Linked DNA regions of Homo sapiens: regions 1 and 3 are each linked to region 2. The links are chromatin loops, found by intact Hi-C in ENCODE. Cell type or tissue: endothelial cell of umbilical vein. All regions are shown on one strand.

Evidence for each region. Hi-C counts contacts between places; a loop is a spot of excess contacts. Peaks named below come from ENCODE experiments on the same cell type or tissue, not always from the same donor. Only the 100,000 strongest peaks of a DNase experiment are listed, where the experiment ranks them.
Region 1: a loop joins it to region 2, with 6 times the contacts of the local background. A loop is called at or near these places in 10 of 110 quality-filtered maps.
Region 3: it touches region 2 in a loop (4-fold over the local background); 13 of 110 quality-filtered maps call a loop at or near these places.

The regions. Positions count from the first base shown.
Region 1 is chr9:121,275,162-121,283,161 of GRCh38, reverse strand. GSN (gelsolin) reads right to left here. Exons shown (of 18, transcript NM_198252.3): 2 at 1,600-1,692. It overlaps GSN-AS1 (GSN antisense RNA 1), which reads left to right. Exons shown (of 1, transcript NR_103560.1): 1 at 1-2,394. Among named protein-coding and RNA genes, the nearest start is that of GSN-AS1, 6.4 kb to the left of the region's middle. RefSeq lists an enhancer at 489-1,688. In endothelial cell of umbilical vein, a CTCF peak has its summit at 4,298 (motif pointing left); DNase peaks (open chromatin) are centred at 1,151 and 4,261; H3K27ac peaks cover 2,093 bases.
Region 2 is chr9:121,396,646-121,404,645 of GRCh38, reverse strand. The region is part of intron 3 of LOC102723324 (a long non-coding RNA gene); the gene reads right to left. Among named protein-coding and RNA genes, the nearest start is that of STOM, 30 kb to the right of the region's middle. In endothelial cell of umbilical vein, a CTCF peak has its summit at 4,317 (motif pointing right); DNase peaks (open chromatin) are centred at 4,335 and 6,125; H3K27ac peaks cover 1,513 bases.
Region 3 is chr9:120,739,020-120,747,019 of GRCh38, reverse strand. No RefSeq gene overlaps it. Among named protein-coding and RNA genes, the nearest start is that of MEGF9, 29 kb to the right of the region's middle. In endothelial cell of umbilical vein, a CTCF peak has its summit at 3,884 (motif pointing left); DNase peaks (open chromatin) are centred at 5,189 and 6,689; H3K27ac peaks cover 1,241 bases.

The DNA.
Region 1 (8,000 bases), 120 kb after region 2:
ACAGGGCCCTAACTAAAAAGAGAAGAGGAAATAAACCAGACAGTGCAGCCTCCCAGAAGCAAAAGGAGGGAGTTTCTGGAACTGCACTAGAGACTGGCACATGGAGTCCTGAGGAAAGAGCACTGGATTGGACATCGAGGAGGTCACTGGGGCCTCCCTGATTGAACCAAGGTTCCGTGGAGGTGGGCACAGGGCTGGTACATTGCAGGGGGCAGAGGAGTAAAGAGGGATGAATAAGCAAAGCTCTCAGGCGACGGTTGCTCAGCTGGGTCTATGCCAGCCTGGCCCTGCAGGGTCTGCGGAAGACAGGGCCCCTGTGTCATAGTCACCAAAAGCATCAACAGAGCATAACATTCTTTTTGTTGACAGATTACATTGAGGCAACTTGGCTTTTGGAGTTATCAGGGCTCAGTCTCAAAGGCAGATGCATCAGAGCCAAGACCCGGCCCTCAAGTCCTCCTATTAGGGCAGCACTAGGGCTACCTCTTTGTCAGCAGAACCTTTGGATAGCCGCTGATGGGGTGAGTCAGCTTTCTGGGCCCGGCAGACCTTTTGGGAATCCCTGGCTTTTGGGGCACAACATCCTGGGGACCACCAAAAAGCCCTTTCACCTGAGCTTTGGGAAAGAGGAACAGCTCCGGCTGTGGGTGGCTCATGTCACCATCTGGAAGCCAGCTGGGCCACAGCAGACGCGTAAGTCCTGTATTCATTCATCCCCTTCTCCTTTTGGCAGAAAAGGGATGGCGTGGGTTGGAGGGGTGTTTTCCTGGGTTCTTGCACAATTGCTCATTAGAAATTCACTTCTGTTTGGGTGTTGGAAGCTGGGCGATTCCCCCTAGTAGTGATCCTTCCTGTCTCACTGGTCACAAAGCCCTTTGGCATCTACAAGCTCGTTGGGTCCACACAGCAGCTTTGTTAGGTGGGTAGGGGGAGACCAAGGCACCCATCCTACAGGTGGAGAAACCGAGGCTGAAGCTGGGAGGTGAGCCAGTCTCCTGGCTTCCAGCCCAGGACTCTGCACTCCTCCCCCCACCTCCCCACCTACTTCAGCAGGTCACCTGTGAATCTGATAGTCAGGTGGGCCCCACCCTGCCAGCTGGCCCCAGCGGGCATGACTCATCCGCTTCCCCATGACTCACACACCTCAGGTGCTCCTCCTCTGGTCAACAAGTCCAGAGACTTGGCAAATGGACCCCCATTTTTCTCACCTCTCCAAAGCCTCTGGGAAGAATTCCTGCACCTCCTCTTTATGGGGACTCTGCTCTTCTACAGAATAGCAACCAAGGCCTTGAGAGGGAAAGCAACTCTCCTAAAGTCACATAGCAAGCAACCAGCACAGCCAGGGTGGGAGCCAGGCATCCGGGCACCGAGCCCAGTCCCGGCCTCCTCCCTACAAGATCACTCTCGCCTGACCTCCCTCTCAAGGACAGGAAAGGAGCAGAGACGCACTCTGAGCCTTATTAGGAAGACCTCAGGGACTCCCACTGAATCCACTGTGGCTACAGCGGCTGCTTCCACCACTGAAGTCCCCTCCAGGCTTCCCTGGGCAGCCAGGGCGGGGTTTAAGAGGACGACAGGTGTCTGTATTGCTCTACCTACCTAACAAGGCTGTGCAGGGTGAAGAGTGCTGCTCCGTGGGAAGGCGCTGGGACCAAGGCCGAAGCACTGGACAAAGAGAGCTATGAGCACTACCTGTAAACAAAGGGCACAGAATGTCAGCCTCAGGGGGAGTTCAAGGTCATCTGGTCAAATCCCCATTTGATGTTTCAACCCCTTTCCTCCCCTCCACCAGGGGTCACACAATCAGTACTTGCACACATCCAGCAACACCGCACTCACTACCTGCCAAGGCTGCAAGACCTGCTGCTGGAGGGTTTGGCTGCGTAAAAGAATTGTCCTAAGGATGCACTAAAATCTCTCTCTTCTTATGCCTTGTACCTGCTGGTATTAGCTCTGCCTCCTTTTGGGTCAGCCAGAACAGGTCTGTCCCCCTCTTTCCTGATGGCTCTTTGGAGATTTGAAGACAGTGATCCTGGGCCCCTCAAGTCTTCTACAAATTGTGCACCCCCTTTCCTCCAGCTCTTCCTGAGACCAGGGTTTCCGGTTCGCTCACCCTGTTCCCTGATCTGCTCCAGATGAAACCTGTCCCTACTGACAGCACAAGACCCAGAATTAGACAATCAGTCAAGCTCTATCCAGGACAGGGCAAGCAGGACTCTCACCTCCTTCATTAGAGATATCATGCTTCTATTAATTGAGCCTAAAATCCCATTTGCATTTAAGGCAGCCCTATTGCATGGCTGAATTCAGTTTACAGTCAACTTCAGAGCTGTACGTTAGTACTCTGAAGTTATATAAACTGGGCCCTCACTTAACTGTGTAACTTGAGCAAGCTACATCACTTCTCGGAGTCTCAGTTGCCTTTGCTGTTCAAAGAGGGATAATATTAGAACCTACCATGAGATAAAACATGTTCAGGGTTTTGCACAAGGCATGTGTTTACTCTAATTATTACCCTGATTATTAATAATTAAATTTCTAAGTCTTTTGCCTGCAAATTGTATCTTTCTCATCCTGCACATGTGCGATTTGGGGACCCACCCTGTTGATATGTCATATTCGCAGCTCTGTACCTCAGCATCAGTCTATTATTGTTCTAATGCACTACTGCTGAGCAAGACTGCATTATCAGTGTCTGGTGATAGGACTTTCTCTCCCTCTAGGCTGTAAGCTCCTTGGAGGCAAGGATTCTGTCTGCTTCACCTCTAAAGCTTCAGCATGGCATGTGCCCTGCAAATGGCAGTGCCAGTGGACATATGCTAGATGAGTGGATGAAGGACCATCCCACATCAGCTCATCGTGGAGTATGCAGCTCAGTCCTCCCGCCTCTCAGGGACAACTTGGATCTTCACCGTTCTTCGCCACTAAGAATTCCAGTCATCTACATTCAGAGGGAAGCTGAGCAAACTGGCTCCTGCCCACACTGGAAAATTTCTCTGCCTAAACCAGCTTCCCTAAGCCGAGGGGAGAGTCCAAGATCCCGAAGATGGCAGGGCCGTGCAGGCTCCTGGGATTAAGACACAAACAAGCCCTGTTCTCAGGCTGACAGTAAATGGTTCAGACAGTCCTGATGACTTGTGCATTGTGACTGACACGGGACACAGCCACGGAAGTGGAGTCACGGTACCCAAAACCAGAGAGGTCAGAGGCCAGACACTTATCTGGGCTGCAGGACCTGGTGCCCACCTCTGTGGGTCTTTCTCAAAGACTATGGCAGAAACTTCCTGGTTCCAAGGGACAGACCAAAGCAGAGTTGGGTTCTGTTGTTTCTGCAAATGACTAATGACCTCCCGCACTCTGTCAACTCTGTGTGAGGATGAGCCTTTCGAATCCAGCCCCCCTTCTTTCTACACACCCCAAATTGCACTCTCATCCTCAGATGCACATGGTGGTGCTGCATTTGTTCCCAAGTACAATGTGCTCCTCCCCTACTGCACCTCATCTCGGCAAACAGCACTACCATCCACCATCCACCATCCACCCGGTGGACCAGTCCAGACACCAGGCCCTCACCCTCCTCAACACACCACTCACCCCTTTTGCTCTGTCACTCTCCCCTCCAGTGTATCACCATGTCTTGCTAGTTCAACCCCTGACTGCATCCAGAGTGTCCCCCCTTCTCCCCACCCCAATGCCAACATCTGGGTCCATAGCCCCATCACCTCTTGCCTGCATGACTGCAGAACCTTCCTAACTGATCCTCCTGCAACCTCTCCCTCCTACAATGCATCCTCCTTAGAGCAAGCCCAGACCATGCCACTCCTCTGCCCAGACCTACCATGGCTCCACTATGGCCCCAGATAAAGTCCAAGATCCTTAACAAATCTCTCCACATTCTTCATGACCTGTCCCCTTCAACTCCTTGAGCCTTGGCCCTCATGGCTTCCTGTCTTCCACTATACCCCACCAGGCTCCAGCCAGATGCAATGGCACTCTGTTCCTGAGTCCTCCGTGTAGTCTCCGTACAGACCTCCACACCCCCTAATCTGCCCGGTCACACTCTACTGTAATAGTCTATTTGCAAGTCAGCCTCCCCAATTGCTCCCATGTATCCCAGAGCCTGGCCTAGGGCTGGGACCACCGCAGCTCAAGATTTACCAAAGTAAGAAACTATGACTCCCATGCGTGCACACGTGTGTAACACATACGTGCACGTGCACACACACATTCACAGAGCCGGCAAAGAGTGCAGATGCTGCCATCTATGGGCAAGAAAAGCATTACACTCTCCCTGAGATTCAGACACACCCCAGGAGCTGAGTTTTCAAACTCAGCCAGGTTTAGAATTAGCCCCAGCTAACTCCAAGTTGGTCTGTTTTCCATTTTGGACCTTAAGGCTGCAGCAGCTTAAAAACAAGGTCAGCAAAACCACTGATTCTAGTCCACCACCCACACACTCCAGATGGAGCCATAAAGAGAAGGGTTTCATTCCAGCACTCACAATCCCAGCCTGGGGCTCTCACTACGTGCCTGTTTGCTGAATCACATCCTAGGACATAGGAACAGAAGACGCCTTCTAATAGTCTCAGCTGTGGAAAGGCCAGTCTTTGGGGAGAGAGCTCGCCCGATGAAAGTCTGCAAGCCACCATGGAACCCTGTCTGTCTAGCTGGCTAAAAAGGAGCTTTCTGCTCTGGAGGTGGGATGGGGGGATACTGGAGCAGAGTATTTTTCTCTCCTAAAAGACTGCTCCCAGTTCATTGGGAGGGCCTTCAGACCTGATGGGAGTAACATGATATCTGTCCATTAATGCCATAAGCGTTCAAATGGCCACCCCTAATAACAATAGTTATCATTTTCTGTGCACCTTCCAAGCGTTAAACTCTACAGGCATGTCTCATCATTGCAATAACTCTACCAGGCAGCAATCTTTGTCCTCATTTTGTGAAGCTAGGACACAAGCTCAGAGAGGTGAAGTAATGTGCTCAGGGTCACACAGCTAAGATGTCTGGGCAGTTCCCACCAACGCAGGCTGCCTCCCCTACGTCTTGACCTCACTATATTTCAAAGCTATAAGGCTGGGCCTCTTGCTGACTAGAAAAAAAAAAAAAAGAACATGCAAATCTTTGGGTACTCTAGATCATGGGTCAGCAAACTTTTTCTGTAAAAGGGCCAGACCGTAAATATTTTAGGCTCCATAGGCTACACACCCTCTCTGTTGCATATTCTTCCTTGTTTGTTTGTTATTGTTGTTTTTTAACAACACTTTAAAACTATAAAACCATTCTTAGCTCAGAGGCATACAAAAACAGACTGGGGCCTCCCCAGGACTGTAGTTTGCATCCATAAATACAGAAAGAATGTTTATAATCTCAAGTATAAAAACTTCTGGTGAAAGGGTTGATCAAATGCTAGCTGTATTTCTCCCCCTTCCAATGGCTTTCTACTGAGTCACTCTCTTTCCTAAAGAAGAACCTACTTTGCTACATAATTAAGCAGCAAAGTATTTTAAGGGCTGTTCAGATTCTAGAAACTCATAGCTGCAGATAAAATAGACAGATAAGTCAGATGTCAAAGACAAGACATTAAAAGATCTGGGCTCCAGGCTAGACCCTATTACTGTCACTGGGTCTTTAGCCCTGAACAAGGGACTTGCCTCTTAAGTCCCTTATCTCATAAGTATTGATTCTACACTAATAACAGATTGTTTTCAAATCTTGCAACTGAAAGTGTGATCCCTGGACCAGCTACATCAGCATCACTAGAAATGCAGAGCCTCAGGCCCCACCCCAGACTTGTGGAACCAGAATCTGCATTTTAACAAAAGCCCCAGGCGATCTTAGAATGCTCTAGAACATCTTTTTTGTCCAGCTGAAACACAGTTCATAAAATCTTTGTTAGCAATGAGGAGAGAAAGGGTCTAAAGACATCTTTCATGATGTCATGGTATTAAGTCTCTGACCTAACACATGTACCAGTGATTTCATAAAGCATTCCACTCTAGGACCAATTGACAGACCAAGATCTACCACTGGATCTTAAAATAAAACCTTAACCAGGTAGAAAGGAGACCTAGGGGAACAGGAAAATGTGTATTCCCCATATTATGGAGGGGTGGGGGCAGGGAATAGGTTAGAGAGAGAAATGACTTACCCAAGACCACACAACCAAGACAAACTAGGCGTATGACCACCACCAGGTTTCTTTCTTTCTTTTTTTTTTATTATACTTTAAGTTCTAGGGTACATGTGCACAACCTGCAGGTTTGTTACATATGTATACATGTGCCATGTTGGTGTGCTGCACTCATTAACTCGTCATTTACATTAGGTATATCTCCTAATACTATCCCTCCCCCCTCCTCCCACCCCACTACAGGACCCGACCACCACCAGGTTTCTTAATCTTCCTTAGTCAGGCCTTAGGTTTCATGAGAACTGAAATCATTTTGGTTTGGTAGAGCAGCAATCAGAGGGCTTGCTGTTGGCTTTGGGAAATTCACTTGCTCTCTCAGGGCACAAGTATCTGTAGCCATGAAGTGAGAGGGTAGAGCCAGGCGATTCCTAAAGCCCTGCTATAAAAGTCATGGTTTGGAAAGTTTTGAGATGAGGAGGCAGTCGGGGGGGTGCGCTATGCCAAGGGTCACCACAGTCACACCAAAGTCTCTGGGGGATGGGATCACAGAGCCAAGTCATTCGGTCCTTTGTGAGGAGGCTGAGGAGGGACCTGGCGTGGGCTCTAGCCATGCATCCCCTTGGGGCCACCTCAGCTGGTCACCACAGGCTGGCACGGATGCTAAGGATGTAGCCCATTTTACAGATGAGGAAAATAGGTCCTTGAGAGGGGCTAGGGCTTCTTACCAAAGCAAGGAATTCTTCCCTTCAACTGACAACAGTGCAAGGGTAGCCTGTATTAAGAAAACCTAACACATGAACACACAGATGTGTGCAAATGGTTGATTTGGGAATAATCAGGCTCTTTATAAATAGTGCATTATATTTTACCAACAGATTTGTTACAAAAAGGATTCATTCAGGGCTTTGATGGCAAGGCTCCCAATGCAATGCTTCTCACACTTGAATTCGCACACGAATTCCATGGGGATCTTGTGAAAATCCAGATTTGGATTCAGTAGACCCAAGGTGGGTAGGGTTGCCAGATAAAACATGAGATGCCCAGTTAAATCTAAATGTCAGAAAGACAATAAGATGTCTTGGTATAATTATGCCCCAAACATTCCAAGGGCCATACTCATGCTTAACTGGCACACTGTTTTTTATTTGCTAAATAAGGCAACCCTAAAGATGGAGTCTGAAATCCCACATTTCTGAAAAGCTCAAAGATGAAGCCTTAGTGCATTTAAAATGCAATTTAAATCTATGAAAACTATATTTTATGCAACCATGAATTTTATGGTCTCTTTTTTAAGACCACTGAACAGTCTAGGCAGGCATCTCCCACCTTCTAAAAGAGCATAGAAAGAATTCTGGCTGCCACTGGAACTGGGAACTTGCCTTCCAAGAGAAACAGGTACTGTGGTGGGAGGGGAGGTGGGAGGGGGATGGATACAGGCTAGCCCACAAAAGCCTGTTTTACCTCCGTTCTGAACGATACAGTTCCTTTGGACTACCAGTTCCTGAAGTGAAGCTCAGGACACCAAGAAACATGGCCGTTTCTTCTCTGAGTCCATGAAATGGGAAGGATCTGTCCCTACCTGCTTCCTTTCCAGGGCTCTTTGGAGTCAGATGAGATAATACAAATTCCCAGCATCCACATGATTGCACTGGCCAAGCATTGTGTTAGGTACTTTGTAGAATTCTGTGAAGTGGGTATTGAAGCCCTAACTGTATAGCTGAGAAAAATGAAACTCAGTGAGGTGATGTCCTCAAGGTCTTAGGGCAAGTGCAAAACATAAACCAGAAGGAGAACCAAGTTCTCTCCACTTCTTCGGCCTGGGATCTTAACTTGTTATGCTTTATTGCTGCTGAATTGTGCAAGTGTA
Region 2 (8,000 bases):
TCTATTTAAAAAGACTAATAAAATTGACAAACCACTGGCAAAATTAGACAAGAAAAAAAGAAAGCACAAGTAACAGTATCATATAAAAAGGGGGAGCTACTCTTACCAATAATACAGATATTTAAAAGCTAACAAAGCATATTATAAGCAACTTTAATAAATTTGAATATATGGATGAAATAGAAATTATTTTAGAAAAATATAAAATTACAAATGACACAAGAAGAAAACTGTCCCACAAAATAACGCTAGGCCCTTACCTCAGACCATTTACAAAAGTTAACTCACAATGGATAAAAAATCTAAACATAAGAGCTAAAACTATGAAACTCTTAGAAGAAAATATAGGAATAAATGATTATCTTGGATTTAGCAAAGATTTATTTCTTTAAAAAGAATTTTTTTTTTTTAGAGACAAAGTTTCACTATGCTGTTTCACTATAATACACTGTTTCACTACAGTACAGTATTAAAACCTCAAACTCCTGGGCTCAAGGGATCCTCCCGCCTCAGCCTCCCAAGTAACTGGGACAACAGGCGCACACTACCATGCACAGCTGGGAATGGTTTCTTAGATATGACACCAAAAGCACAATCAAAAGAAAAAAATAAATTAGAATTCATCAAAATACAAAACTTTAGTGTATCAAAGAATACTAACAACAAAGTGGAAAGACAACCCATAAAATGGGAGAAAACTTTTGCAAATAATTTACCTGATGAGTTAGGTATGTAGAATATGTAAAGAACTCACACAACTCAAAAAACAGCTTTCCACAGTAGCTGAACTAATTTACATTCCCACCAAAAGTGTATAAGTTTCCCTTTTCTCTGCAGGCTTACCAGCATCTATTTATTTTTATTTTTTAATAATAGCCAGCCCGGCGCAGTGGCTCACAACTGTAATCCCAGCACTTCGAGAGGCTGAGGCGTGTGGATCACGAGGTCAAGAGATGGAGACATCCTGGCCAACATGGTGAAACCCCATCTCTACTAAAAATACAAAAATTAGGTGGGCATGGTGGCTGAGGCAGGAGAATCACTTGAACCCAGGAGGCAGAGGTTGCAGTGAGCTGAGGTTGTGCCACTGCACTCCAGCCTGGCAACAGAGCGAGATTCCATCTAAAATATAATAAAAATAAAATAATAATAATAATAGCCATTCTAACTGATATGAGATGGTATCTCATTATGGTTTTGATTTGCATTTCTCTGACAATTAGCGATGTGGAGCATTTTTTCATGTATTTGTTGCCCACTTGCAGGTCTTCTTTTGGGAAGTGTCTGTTCATGTCTTTTGCTCATTTTTTAAATGGGGTTATTGGTTTTTTGCTTGCTGATTTGTTTAGGTTCCTTATAGCTCTAGATATCAGACTTTTGTCAGATGCATAGTTTGCAAACATTTTCTCCTATTCTGTAGGCTGTTTACTCTGTTGATAGTTACTTTAATTGGTAGCTTTAATTGGAAGCTTGTTACTTTAATTAGGTACCACTGGTCAATTTGTTTCCGTTGCAATTGCTTTTGAGGACTCAGTTATGAATTATTTCCCAAGGCTGATGTCCAGAATAGGTTTCTTAGGTTTTCTTCTATGATTCTTATAGTTTGAGGTCTTACATTTAAATATTTAATTCATCTTGAGTTAACTTTTGTATTTGGTGAAAGGTAGGGGTCCAGTTTCAGTCTTCTGCATATGGCTAGCCAGTTATCCCAGCACCATTTATTGAATAGAGAGTCCTTTCCCCATTGTTTATTTTTGATGACTTTGTTAAAGATCAGGTGGTTGTAGATGTGTGGCTTTACTTCTGGGTTCTCTATTCTGTTCCATTGGTCTGTGCATCTGTTTTTGTCCCAGTACCATGTTGTTTTGATACTGTAGCCTTGTAGTATAGTTTGAAGTTGCTAATGTGATGCCTCCAGCTTTGTTCTTTTTGCTTAGGATTGCTTTGGCTATCTGTACTCTTTTTTGGTTCCATATGAATTTTAGAATAGTTTTTTCTACTTCTGTGGAAAATAATGTTGGTAGCTTGATAAGAATAGCATTCAATCTGTAGATTGCTTTTAGCCATTTTAACAATATTGATTCTTCTAATCCATGAGCATGGACTGTTTTTCCATTTGTTTGTACCACGTATGGTTTTTTTCAGCAGTATTTTGTAGTTCGTGGAGAGATCTTTCACCTCCATCATTACTTGTATTCCTAGGTTTTTGTTTGTTTGTTTTTTGCAGCTATTGTAAATGGGATTGCATTCTTGGTTTGGCTCTCAGCTTGAATGTTATTGGTGTATAGAAATGTTACTGATTTTTGTATATTGATTTTGTATCTGGAAATTTTGCTGAAGTTGTTTATCAGTTCTAGGAGACTTTTGGCAGTTTTTAGGGTTTTCTATGTATAGATTCCTATCATCAGCAAAGAAGAAGTCAAACTATCTTCTTCTTTTCCTATTTGGATGTCTTTTATTTCTTTCTTTCACCTGATTGCTGTGTCAAGGACTTTCATTACCATGTTGAATAGGAGTGGTGAGAGTGGGCATTCTTGTCTTGTTCCAATTCTCCAGGGGAATGCTTCCAATTTTTGCCCCTTCAGTATGATGTTAGCTGGTTTATCATAGATGGCTCTTATTTTGAGGTATGTTCCTTTGGTGACTATTTTTTAGAGGGCTTTTATCATGATGGGATGTTGAATTTTATAAAAAGCTTTTTCTGTGTCTATTGAGATGATCATATGGTTTTTGTTTTTAATTCTGTTTATGTGGTGAATCACATTTATTGATTTGTGTATGTTGAACCAACCTTGCATCCCAGGAATGAAACCAACTTGATCATGATGAATTAACTTTTTAATGTGCTTCGGATTCAGTTTGCTAGTATTTTGTTGAGGATTTTTGCACATACATTCATCAGAGATATTGGCCTGTAGCTTTCTTTTATCATTATGTCTTTGCCAGATTTTGGTATCAGGGTGATGCTGGCTTTATAGAATGAGTTGGAGAGGAGTCCTTCCTCCTCAAATTTTTTGAATAGTTTCAGTAGAATTGGTACCAGTTCTTCACCACATTAAGAGATTCAAGCAGAAAAAAAGTTACAGTATTTCTACATAGATGCAAAATTTCTAAAGCATTTGATAAAACTTAATATCCATTCAAGATTTTTAAACACTTAAGAAAAAAGAAATAGAATGAAAGTTCTTAATCTAATAAAAAGTATCTGTAGAAAACCAAAGAAAAGTAATGTTTTATGTCAAAAGCTTTTCCTGTAAAGTCAGGAACAATTAAAGGGTGCCTAATATCACCATTTCTATTCTGTGTTGTACTAGAGCTTCTAACTAGTACATGAAGGATAAGAAAAACAAATTAATGGTATAATTATCTACAAATGATAAATTGTATATGTAGGAAAAAGAGATTTATTTGAATTATAAGAGCATTTAGCAAAATCCCTAGATGAATAATCAATATGACAAAAGTAGTTACATTTCCAAACACCAGCCATAATTGTTAGCAAATGATTTTTTAAAGATGCCTTTTTAGCCTAAAAAAATCAAGTATCTACAAATAAGTGTACCAAAAGATATATAAGACTTTTATGTCTATTGAAAGACACTAAGGAAAACTGAAGTAAATCGTGATTGGAAGGCTCAATAGTATAAAAATATCAGTTCACTCTAAAATGATTTAATGATTCAGTTCAATCCCAATAAATATTCCCAGGAGGGTTTTTTTTTTTTTGACAGAATTTGACAGACTGATTTTAAACTTTATGGAAAATTTAAAGGCCAAGACTATCCAAAACATTCTTTTAAAAAATGAGGTGGGAGTTCTTGATGTACTAAATATTAACAATGATTATAAAGTAAAATGATAAAGACAATATGATATTGTCACAGAAATTGACAAATAAATCAATGGAGCATAACCAAGATAGGCAATGACTCACATATAAATGGACACTTCATATATAACAGTAACGGCACTGCAGAGTCCTAAAGAAAAAAAAATAATCTTTTCAGTAAATGGTGCTTTGAAAACAGAACATTCACATGGGAAAAAAATGAAATGTACTCTTTCATCAAAGTAAGCTTCCATGAGTTCAGGGTTCTTTCAGTTTTGTTCACAGCTGTAACCCCAATGCCTAGAAATGTAACTGCAATATAGAAGGTATACATACTCACTCAGTATTTGTGAAGTGAATGAATGAATGAATGAATGAACGAACGAACGAATAAATGACGACTTTGGAAACAGTTCTCAAGTTTTTAATTCATCTGTCTTCTTTTAAACATCTAACTAGGAAAAAAGTACATGAGAGTTACCAGTAGATGGCGCAACATAACAAAGAAAGTAATCAACACATTCTTTCCTTCTGAAAGGAATTGCTTCAAGAAAAGCCTGCTGATGTCACCTGTGCTGTAATAACTCATATTTCACTGACTTATACCCCACTGCACAGATGTTATTCTGTTCTGCTAAGTATTTTAGTTTTTCTTGTACCAGTACAGGTTACCAGTTCCTCCTTCTCCCTTTCCCCACCCTCTCCATCCCTTGGAACTCCCCCAACCTGTATTTAACTGAATCTCCCAATGTACTAAAGCCCTCAGGTTTCCAGAGCTGTGGGGTAGTCCACGGTGAGAAAGAATCTGTCCTCTCTGAGTTACACTCTGTTAAACGGGGTCACAGATTAGTGAAACAGTTCTTTCGTATTTTACTTCCAGCCTCCTTTCTCCGTGGGACCCCAGATTGGATCCATTGGGAGGTAGATTTGAATAGCAACTACCATGCATTATCAAGGATCACCATTTCTTTGCACCACTAAAGGCTCTCTTGCCAGGTCATGGTTATCCCAGAAGGTGTTTCAGTGCTTATGCCGATAAGCTCCTGTCACTAATCTGTCCGCCCATTCATATTAGGCTAGCATGACCAATTTGTCCTGGTTTGCTGGGGACTTTCACAGTTTTAGCATTGGAAGTCTCACATCCCAGGAAATCGAAATCCCTTAATCTTGGATAAACCAGAACAGCTGGTCACTCTACACTAGGCCCAGATCTCTCTGAACCCCACTCAAGCTCAAACCAGATTGTTTCATACAAGTATATAATTTTTAACCACATACATAAATTCCTGTTCTCTCTTCCCACTCCACATAGTCAGCCACCAAGTCTGTCAATTCCACTTCCTATGTATCATTTAAATTCATTTTCTCCTCTAATTCACACTACCTTACTTAGCTCATGTCTCATCATTTTATTCAGAATTACTAGGTAATCTTAAATAATAGCTCTACCCCTAGTATTGCTCATCTCAAATTCTCCCTCATGGAATATCTTTCATATCAATGTGATGTGATCACATCACAGTCCTGTAAAAAAAAAATCACTACTTTTCCCTCAGCATAGGATTTTGTCCACTTTCTTCATATGGTACATAAAGCTCCTTCCAGTATAGCCCTACCTAACATTTCCCGTTTTATCTCCCACCACTCCACTCTTCATACTCTTCACCCCTAGTGCTACTTACTACTCAACTGAACTAATTACTGCTTCCAGAACCCACAATGCCCATAGGCCTTTGCTTCCACTGATCTTATTTTCTAGAATGCCCTCTTGCTTTGCTATCTGGTAATTTACCTTTACTCATCAGAACCACCTAAATTGGGAAGGGAAGTTTGCCCAGACCAAGAGATGCTATGTAGACCAGAAAGAAATATTCAGACAGCCTACAGGAGGACACACATACATGTTTCTTACCATAATACAAGTCCAAAAAAGTTCCTACTTAACAAAATGTACTATTTTGTATACAACCACATATGAAGGGAAAACAACCAAAGTCACATCTGGCCGCTATATCAATAGGTAATGTTATGCAGTCTTTGTTTTCCAAGTTCAGGATTATTGTGCCAGTCCTCGGCCTCTTTAGATTTTGTAGGCAACACAAACCACAAGTGGATGCTCTGCTCTGATCCGGTTACACCAAGTAACTTGTAAGGCTGCTACTTCTGAATGGTGCCTGAAGCAAGAGAAGGCTCTACAGTGGGTCGAGGCAGTGTCATTCCAGTCTGTCTATCCAGTGGTGCTCCAAGTGTCTGTGGTAAGAGTGCTGCATGGCTCCTCACGCAAGCCTCAACAGGAAAATGACACAACACATAGCTAGCTAACAGAACCATACACTCCTCTGCCCCCTTAAAGAAGCAGCTCATAGCTCACTATTACGCCCTGGTAAAAACTGTTTAACCATGGAATTCCTATTACATGACCTAACAATTACATGACATAACTTGCCCATTATGAACAAGACCTAGCTATAATAATGTGCAGCAGCAATCCATTATCAAATAGACATAGTATGTACAAGATCAGACTCAAGCAAGCTCAGAGCACAAGCAAGTTACACGAGCAGGTGGCCCAGACCCCCACAGCACTTACTTCTGATGCCTTTTGGCCTCTCCCTCAACCAGCACTTGTGGTTTCATGGGGAGCTCCTTATGGCCTGTTGAAAGAGGGGGAAAATACACTTGGGCCTTATCCCTGTCAAAATACCAATGACATTCTTCATAAAAACAAAAAAATCCTAAAATTTATACAGGACCACGAAAGATCTTGAATAGCCAAGGCAAACCCAAGCCAGAAAACAAAGCTGGAGGCATCATACTACCTGACTTCAAAATATACCACAAAGCCATAGTAATCAAAACAGCATGGCACTGACATAAAAACAGACACATAGACCAATGAGACAGAATAGAGAACCCAGAAATTAATCTATGTATCTACAGCCAACTGATTTTTGGCAAAGGGACCAAGAACATACATTGGGGAAAGGACAATCTCTTCAATAAACAGTGCTGGGCCAGGCACGATGGCTCATGCCTGTAATCACAACACTTTGGGAGGATGAGCAGGGAAGATTGCTTGAGCCCAGAAGTTCAAGACCAGCCTGGGCAACAAAGGGAGACCCCTCTCTACAAACACACAAAATATATTTTTTTAAAACAGCCAGGTGCAGTGGCATGCACCAATAGTCCCAGTGACTTGGGAGGCTGAGGTGGGAGGATCACTTGAGCCTGGGAAGTTGAGGCTGCAGTAAGCCATGATTGCACCATTGCATTCCAGTCTGGGTGATAAAGCAAGACCCTGTCTCAAATAAATAAATAAATAAATAAATAAATAAATAAATAAATAGTGCTGGGAAAACTGAATATCTATACGCAGAAGAATGAAACTAGACCCCTATCTCTCACCATACACAAAAATCAACTAAAAAGGGATCAAAGACCTAAATATAAAACCCAAAACTATAAAAGTACTAGAAGAAAGATTTTAGGGGAAATGCTTCAGGACATTGCTCTGGGAAAAGACTTTATGAATAAGACCTCAAAAGCACAGGCAACAAATGCAAAAATAAATGGGATTATATCAAACTAAAAAGCTTCTGCACAGCAAAGAAAACAATCAACACAGTGAAAAGACAACTTACAGAATGGGAGAAAATATCTGCAAACTACTCATCTGACCAGGGATTGATATCCAGAATACACAAGAACGCAAATATCTCAACAGCAAACAAACAATATGATTAAAAATGGGCAAGTGATCTGAACAGACATTTTTCAAATGCAAATGACCAAAAGGTATATGAAAAAATGCTCAATATCACTAATTATCAGGGAAATGTAAATCACAACCACAATGATATAACATCTCATCCAAGTCAGGCTGGCTATTATCAAAAATACAAAAAAAAAAAAAAAAGTGCTGGCAAGGATGCAGAGAGAAGGGAACTCTCATACACTTGGTGGGAATATAAACTAGTACAGCCAGTAGGGAGAACAGTATGGAGGTTCCTCAAAAAACTACAAATAGAGCCACAGTATGATACTGAAATTCCTCTACTGGGTATTTATCCAAAGGAAAGGAAATCAACATATTGAAAAGAAACCTGCATGCCCATGTTTACTGCAGCACTATTCACGAGAGCCAAGATAAGGAATCAACCTATGTGTGCAA
Region 3 (8,000 bases), 660 kb after region 2:
GCTAGATACAGAGTGTCCACAGAAAGGTTCTCCAAGTCCCCACCAGAGTAGCTAGATACAGAGTGTACACTGGTGCATTCACAAACCCTGAGCTAGACACAGGGTGCTGATTGGTGTGTTTACAAACCTTGAGCTAGATACAGAGTGCCGATTGCTGTATTTACAATCCCTTAGCTAGACATAAAGGTTCTCCAAGTCCCCACCAGACTCAGGAGCCCAGCTGGCTTCACCCAGTGGATCCCGCACCCGGGCTGCAGGTGGAGCTGCCTGCCAGTCCCGTGCCGTGCACCCACACTCCTCAGCCTTCGGGTGGTTGATGGGACTGGGCGCCGTGGAGCAGGGGGCAGCGCTCGTCAGGGAGGCTCGGGCTGCACAGGAGCCCACGGAGGGGTGGGGAGGCTCAGTCATGGCGAGCTGCAGGTCCCGAGCCCTGCCCCGTGGGAAGGCAGCTAAGGCCTGCCGAGAAATTGAGCACAGCAGCTGCTGGCCCAGGTGCTAAGCCCCTCACTGCCTGGGGCCGGCAGGGCCGGCCAGCCGGCCAGCCGCTCTGAATGCGGGGTCTGCCAAGCCCACGCCCACGCGGAACTCGCGCTGGCCCACAAGCACAGTGGGCAGCCCTGGTTCCCGCCGGCGCCTCTCCCTCCACACCTCCCTGCAAGCTGAGGGAGCCGGCTCCTGCCTTGGTTCCTGACTTCAGGTAATCTACCTGCCTCGGCATCCCAAAGTGCCGAGATTACAGGCGTGAGCCACTATGCCCAGCTGATCTTGTTCTTTTTTATGACTGCATAGTATTCTACGGTGTATATGTACCACATTTTCTGTACCCAATCTGCCATTGATGGGTATTTAGGTTGGTTCCATGTATTTGCTATTATGAATAGTGATGTAATGAACATACATATGCATTTATCTTTATGGTAGAACAATTTATATTCCTTTAGATATCTATCCAGCTGTGGGATTGCCAGGTGAAATGGTAGCTGTGGTTTTAGTTCTTTGAGGAATTGCCACACTGCTTTCCACAATGGTTGAACTAATTTGCACTCCCACCAGCAGCGTATAAGTGCTTTCTTTTCTCTGCAACCTGGCCAGCATCTGTTATTTTTTGACTTTTTTTTTTTTAAGACAGAGTTTGGCTCTTGTCGCCCAGGCTCGAGTGCAATTGTGCAATGTCAGCCCACTGCAACCTCTGCCTCCCAGGTTCAAGCAATCCTCCTGCCTCAGCCTCCCGAGTAGCTGGGATTACAGGCGGCCGCCACCCTGCCCAGCTAATTTTTGTATTTTTAGTAGAGACAGGGTTTCACCACTTTGGCCAGGCTGGTCTGGAACTCCTGACCTCAGGTAATCCACCCGCCTCGGACTCCCAAAGTGCTGGGATCACAAGTGTGAGCCACTGCGCCTGGTCTTGACTTTTTAATAATAGCCATTCTGACCTGTGTGACATGGTATCTTGCTGTGGTTTTGATTTGCATTTCTCTAACAATCAGTGATACTGAGCATTTTTTCATATGCCTGTTGGCCGCATGTGTGTCTTCTTTTGAAAGTGTCTGTTCATACTCTTTGCCCACTTTTTAATGGGGTTGTTTGTTTTTTGCATGCACAGTTGTTTAAGTTTTTTGTACATTCTGGATATTAGACCTTTGTCAGATGTATAGTTTGCAAATATTTTCTCCCGTAGTGTTCTTTGATGAGGTAGTCTAGATCTGAAGATTAGATTCTGAGCATCGTAACACTAAAGGCAATAAGAGCTACAGAAAAGTGTAAAATAGTTTACTGATTCAAAAGCCAGAAAAATAAAGAACTTTTAAACATATTTTGACAAATAGTTTAGAATGATATTCATTTGAGTTAGCATTCAGTGAATGTGAGTGACTGACATGACCCTGTTCTTAGTGTTAAGAAAATTGAAGTATAGGGAATCCTAAATAAGTTAAAATGGTATCTTACACCAGTTTAACAAGTTAAACTTTTTTTTTTTTTTTTTTTTTTTTTTGTGACGAAGTCTCACTCTGTCACCCAGCCTGGAGTACAGTGGCACTACCTTGGCTCACTGCAACCTCCACCTCCCAGGTTCAGGCGATTCTCCTGCCTCAGCCTGCTGAGTAGCTGGGACTATGGGTGCGCACCACCACGCTCAGCTAATTTTTGTATTTTTAGTAGAGACAGGGTTTTACCATGTTGGTCAGGCTGGTCTCCAACTCCTAACCTCATGATCTGCCCCCCTCAGTCTCCCAAAGTGCTGGGATTAGAGGCATGACCCATCATGCCCGGCCTAACAAGTTAAACCATTAATTCACATTTGACAGTTGCATTTAACAAATTTGTATTAATTTGCATTTAACATTGCATTTAACAAATCCCACTGGCCTTCAGGCTGTACTCTGCGTATACTAAGATGTTTCCCGCTTTGGAGTTTTTTAGATATTGTTCCATTTGCCTGAAATGGAAGTGTTTCTCCTGGATCTTCACAGGTTTTGCTCCTTCTCAGTACTCACAGCTATCCTCAAATTTCACCTTTCTAGAGAAGATTTCCATGACCACTCTGTCTATAAGAACCTGATCTCGACCCTCAATCATTCTTGAACTCCATACTTTGTTTTTCTTCACAGCCCTTATTCCATATGGTATTATACTGCCCCGTATATCTATCCATTTACTAATTTATTGTGCGTCTTCGCCCATATGAGGCTGGGGGCTTTTTCTATCTTGTTCCACAAGGCACAGATCCCTAACACGTGAGATAATACAATACTTGGTACAAAGCAGGCACTCAGTTAAAGAATTGCTAAATTAATTTAAAAAATCCCCTGTGCATGGCCGCGTCTATCAGTTATCTATTACTGTGTAATAATCTACTCTGAAACTTAGTGGCTTAAAATAATGATTTGTTATTTTTCACAATTTGGCGGGTTGACTGGGTCTGCTGGGCTCACCAGGCAGCTTACAATCACTGGTGGCTGGTCCGGGAATATGTGGGCTAAGACAGCTTTATCCACGAGGCTGGGGCCTCAGCTGGGACAGCTGGGCTTCTCTGCATGGCCTTTCAACCTAGGCTTCTGAACTCAATGCCAGAAGCCTCCCAAGAAAGCAAAGGGAGAAGCAGTGAGACCTTGAGGTCTAGGCTCTGGAACTCTGCAAGTCACTTCTACCATGTTCTCTTGGTCAAAGCAAGTCCAGAATCAAGGCGTGAGGAAATAGATCTACCTTTTGATGGGAGAAACCACAAAACACCGTGGTCCTGCTTTTCAACATACCACATTACTCCACAGCAGCCTTCTTTCTTTTTTTTTTTTTTTGAAATGGAGTCTCACTCTGTTGCCCAGGCTGGAGTGCAGTGGCACGATCTCGGCTCACTGGAAAACAAACATTCACATTGATAGAAACAAGATATGAGTACTTCATTGATTCATTCATTCAAAAAATATTTGTTGCGTATCTACTACATGCTGTTTTCAACACACTAGATCCTGGTAATTCATGGTAAACAGACATGATTCTCACTCTTCTGGTGTTTACAGTATTTAAATTCTGCTGATGTTTGTTGGATATCTACTATACATTATACATTTTTAAAAAGTTTTTTCAATATAGAGATGGGGGTCTCACTATGTTGGCCAGGCTAATCTCAAACTCCTGACTTCAGGTGATCCACCCACCTCGGCCTCCCAAAGTGCTGGGATTACAGACCTGAGCCACCGCATCTGGCCCCAAAGCAGCTTTCTAAGTTTGTAAATAGCATTACAGAAATCATCCACCTTTGCTCAGCCCAGTGCCTGGCAGCCGACAAGCCCTCGCTGTTGGTCCAGGGATGAATGAATGTCATCAGTGATTGATTCCACAGTCTTCCACAGTGTGCCACTTGTCTAGACATATTGGCCTATACTGTCCCCTAGTGGAATTTGAGAATTGGTACATTCCACCTGAGACCTAAGGATACATTCTCTAATGGGAGATTGAATTGTAGGATTCCAGGTTACAGATAAGGGCGGTGGCCCCTGAACTTTAGCACAGATACAAGTTATAGAGTGATCTTATCAAGAATGACAGATTTGGCTGGGCGCAGTTGCTCATGCCTGTAATCCCAGCACTCTGGGAAGCTGAAGCGGGCAGATCACGAGGTCAAGAGATCGAGACCATCCTGGCCAACATGGTGAAACCCCATCTCTACTAAAAATACAAAAATTAGCTGGGCATGGTGGCGCATGCCTGTAATCCCAGCTACTCAGGAGGCTGAGGCAGGAGAATCGCTTGAACCTGGGAGGCAGAAGTTGCAGTGAGATCCGCCACTGCATTCCAGCCTGGCGACAGAGCGAGACTCCGTCTCAAATAAATAAATAAATAAATAATAATAATAATAATAAAAGAATAGCAGATTCCTGGGCTCCATCCCAATAAGTTCAATAAGTCTGAAATGGTCTAAATTCATTAAGTCCTAGCCCTTTATTTAACCTCTGTAATGAGTGGGTGCTCGAGGTTGAGGCTACAGTTGTGGGAAGAGGACCCTATGTTTAAGGGCAATGAGATGAGCATTAGAAAACAGATCTGTCACTTAGTCTGTGTAATCTTGGGAAATCCACTTAATATCTATGATTCTAGTTCTCTCATCTGTGAAATAGAGTTAATGATACCTATCTCATAGGGCTGTTGTAAGATTAGAAATAGTGCCTAGTTACAATGCTTAGTAGCTAAATTATAACTCATAAAGTGGGGGTTAATATTATTGGTATAGTACAATGACAAAGGTTTGTAAAAAATGTATAGCGTTGGCCAGGTGTCGTGACTCATGCCTGTAATCCCAGCACTTTGGGAGGCCAAGGCAGGAGGATTACTTGAGCCCAGGAGTTTGAGACCAGCATGGGCAACATAGTGAGACCCCCATCTCTATATTGAAAAAAACTTTAAAAATATGTAAAGTGTATAGTAGATGTTCAACAAACATTAGCAGAATTTAAATACTGTAAGCACCAGAAGAGTGAGAATCATGTCTGTTTACCATTGATTACCAGGATCTAGTGTGTTAAAAACAGCATGTAGTAGGTGCGCAACAAATATTTTTTGAATGAATGAATGAGACACTCATATCCTGTTTCTATCAGTGTGAATGTTTGTTTTCCCAATGTATATTTCCTTATAAGCACTGGATGTACCAGAAATTTGTTGTGTGTGTATGTTTTAAGTTGTTTTGTTTTAAGTTCTCCAAGGACTTACAGACACTTTGTTTTTTTGTGTACCTCAACACTGACTAAGCTGCCAGGAGTCAAGCTGTTTTTAGAAAAGTTCTTTTTATTCAGCAGAACATTGACTACAAAAAGAAAAAGAAAAAAAAAGGTGTTTTTTTTTGTTTTTTTTTTTAGTTATATAGTGATAAGAACACCAGCCTTGAAGACAAACTACTTCAGTTCAAATCTCAATTCTAACTAGTTGTGTTACTTTAGCAAGTCACTCACCCTCTCTGGACCTCAGTTTCCCCATTTGAAACATGAAGGAGTTCAAGGATCATTTCTGCTCTAATGTATTAGGATTCTGTATGTCTAATTCAGTGTTTTAAATAACCCCTTTATTGTAAAACTAATACATGTCTATTGCCAAATATTTGAAAAATATCAAAAGGAGTAAATAAGGAAGTAAAAACCGCTGTCAATAGCACTCACCCAGAAGAACCACTGTTGACATTTGGGTGAATATTCTTCTAGTCCTCTTTACAGCTATGGATAATTTTTACCAAAAATTATCAGAACATATATTCCATTTTGTAATGTGCTTTCTCACTTAATATGTTAGCAGACTTTTTACATCATCAGTGTTCTTCAAGAGCATGATTCTAATCTCTGTGGAAGGTTGAATCATAATTCATTTAAACAATCCCCATTGGATATTTAGGTTAGTTCTATTTTTTAGCATAAGTAAGGCTTCGACAACCAGCCTTTATACAAATCTGTACCCACATCTCTACATTTTTCCCCTTAGGTTAAATTGTAAATTTTTTTTTTTTTTTTTTGAGACAGTGTCTCCCTCCATTACCCAGGCTGGAGTGCAGTCGTGCGATCGTAGCTCACTGCAGCCTCAAACTCCTGGGCTCAAACCATCCTCCCGCTTTAGCCTCCCCGTGTAGCTGGGGATACAGGTGTACACCACCAAACCTGGCCAAAACTTTTAAATGTATCACCAAATTGCCCTCCAAGTGAAGTTACACATGTGTACACTCTCATGAGTAACGTTTGAGTGGCTATTTCCCCATGATCTCTCCAACACTGGTTATTGTGGTTTTTTAAAAGACCTTGCCAATGTCATAGGTAAAAAAATAGCATATCATTGTTTGAATCTAATGTTATTTTCATTATACTGTTTTATTTCTGGTAGAATGTAAAATTGCATACATACTATTTTTACAACTTTATAAAAATACATGGAACACACATGTTTCAAATGTGGAAAGAACAATAGAAAAATGTCAGTAGTTGTATGATGGGATTGTAATATAATTCTTTTATGTTGTAAATTTTTTAAATTAAAAAGAATCTCTGTAGCAGATGGCTACTTATTCCTCCAAATTCTTCCCCTCTTCCTGGGCACAGTTGCCCAGCTACAGGCTACATTTCCTAGACTCCTGTGCAGCTGGATGTGACCATGTGGTTAAGTGTGGACTAACCAAATATTGAAAGGAAGTGATGTGAACATTTTCTGGGTCATCTCCAGATTTAAGCTCCTTATCTGGAATGTTGGTTCTTCCTCCTTTCCCAGAGTTAGCAACCCAGCCTTGATTAAGCAAATAATGACACCTTAGGGGATGGAGACCAACAGGGAAACTACCTGTTTTTTGTTTTTTGTTTTTTTGACAGAGTCTTGCTCTGTAGCCCAGTGGCATCATCTTGACTCACTGCAACCTCCGCCTCCTGGGTTCAAGCAATTCTCCCTGCCTCAGCCTCCCGAGTAGCTGGGATTACAGGTGTCCGCCACCACGCCCTGCTAATTTTTGTATTTTTAGTAGAGACGGGGTTTCGCCATATTGGCCAGGCTGGCCTTGAACTCCTGACCTCAGGTGATCCACCTGCCTCGGCCTCCCAAAGTGCTGGGATTACAGGCATGTGCCACCGCTCCTGGCTGAAACTGTATCTGTTTATGGCGGCATCACTTGACCAATCCAGCCTGGTTGTTTTGTTTTGTAAGAGAAAAATTAATTTTGATGTTTTTGCACCCACGATATTTTGGGGCCTCTTTGTTACAGCAGTGTAGCTGTGACCCTAATAATCTCAAACTTCTCCCTAAGACTGGGGACATTTTAGGGACAGTTTCACAGTTTGTGGAGCTGATTGGAAGCTGGTAGCAGAGGACTGGGAAGCTACTATATACTTTCCTGAATACTAGAAAATGTTTTTTTTTTATATTCCTTCATATAAACTTTAACAAAATTCTGTGTTAGTATATTTTTTGTTTACAAGGTTTAGAAATAAAAAAATATAATTTATGGTCGATACAAAATACAAAATCACAACGTAAACATCACAACTATAAGTATCCAAAAAAATAAGCTGCCAACCAACATGCTCCATTGAGGATAAATTTCTCTTATTAATAATACTTTGAAGGCTACAGGTTATCACTGGTTTTGCTACATTGTGTACTTTTAATGGCAATGATTGTGGTTTACATGATCATGACAATAAGAAGCATACTTTTATTTTTTTATTTTTATTCTTTTTTTTTTTGAGACGGAGTCTCACTCTGTCGCCCAGGCTGGAGTGCAGTGGTGCGATCTCAGCTCACTGCAACCTCCGCCTCCTGTGTTCACGCCGTTCTCCTGCCTCAGCCTGCCGAGCAGCTGGGACAACAGGCGCCCGCCACCACGGCCGGCTAATTTTTTTTTTCTTTTTTCGTATTTTGAGTAGAGATGGGGTTTCACCATGTTAGCCAGGATGGTCTCGATCTCCTGACCTCGTGATCCGCCCGCCTCGGCCTCCCAAAGTGCTGGGATTACAGGCATGAGCCACCGCGCCTGGCCA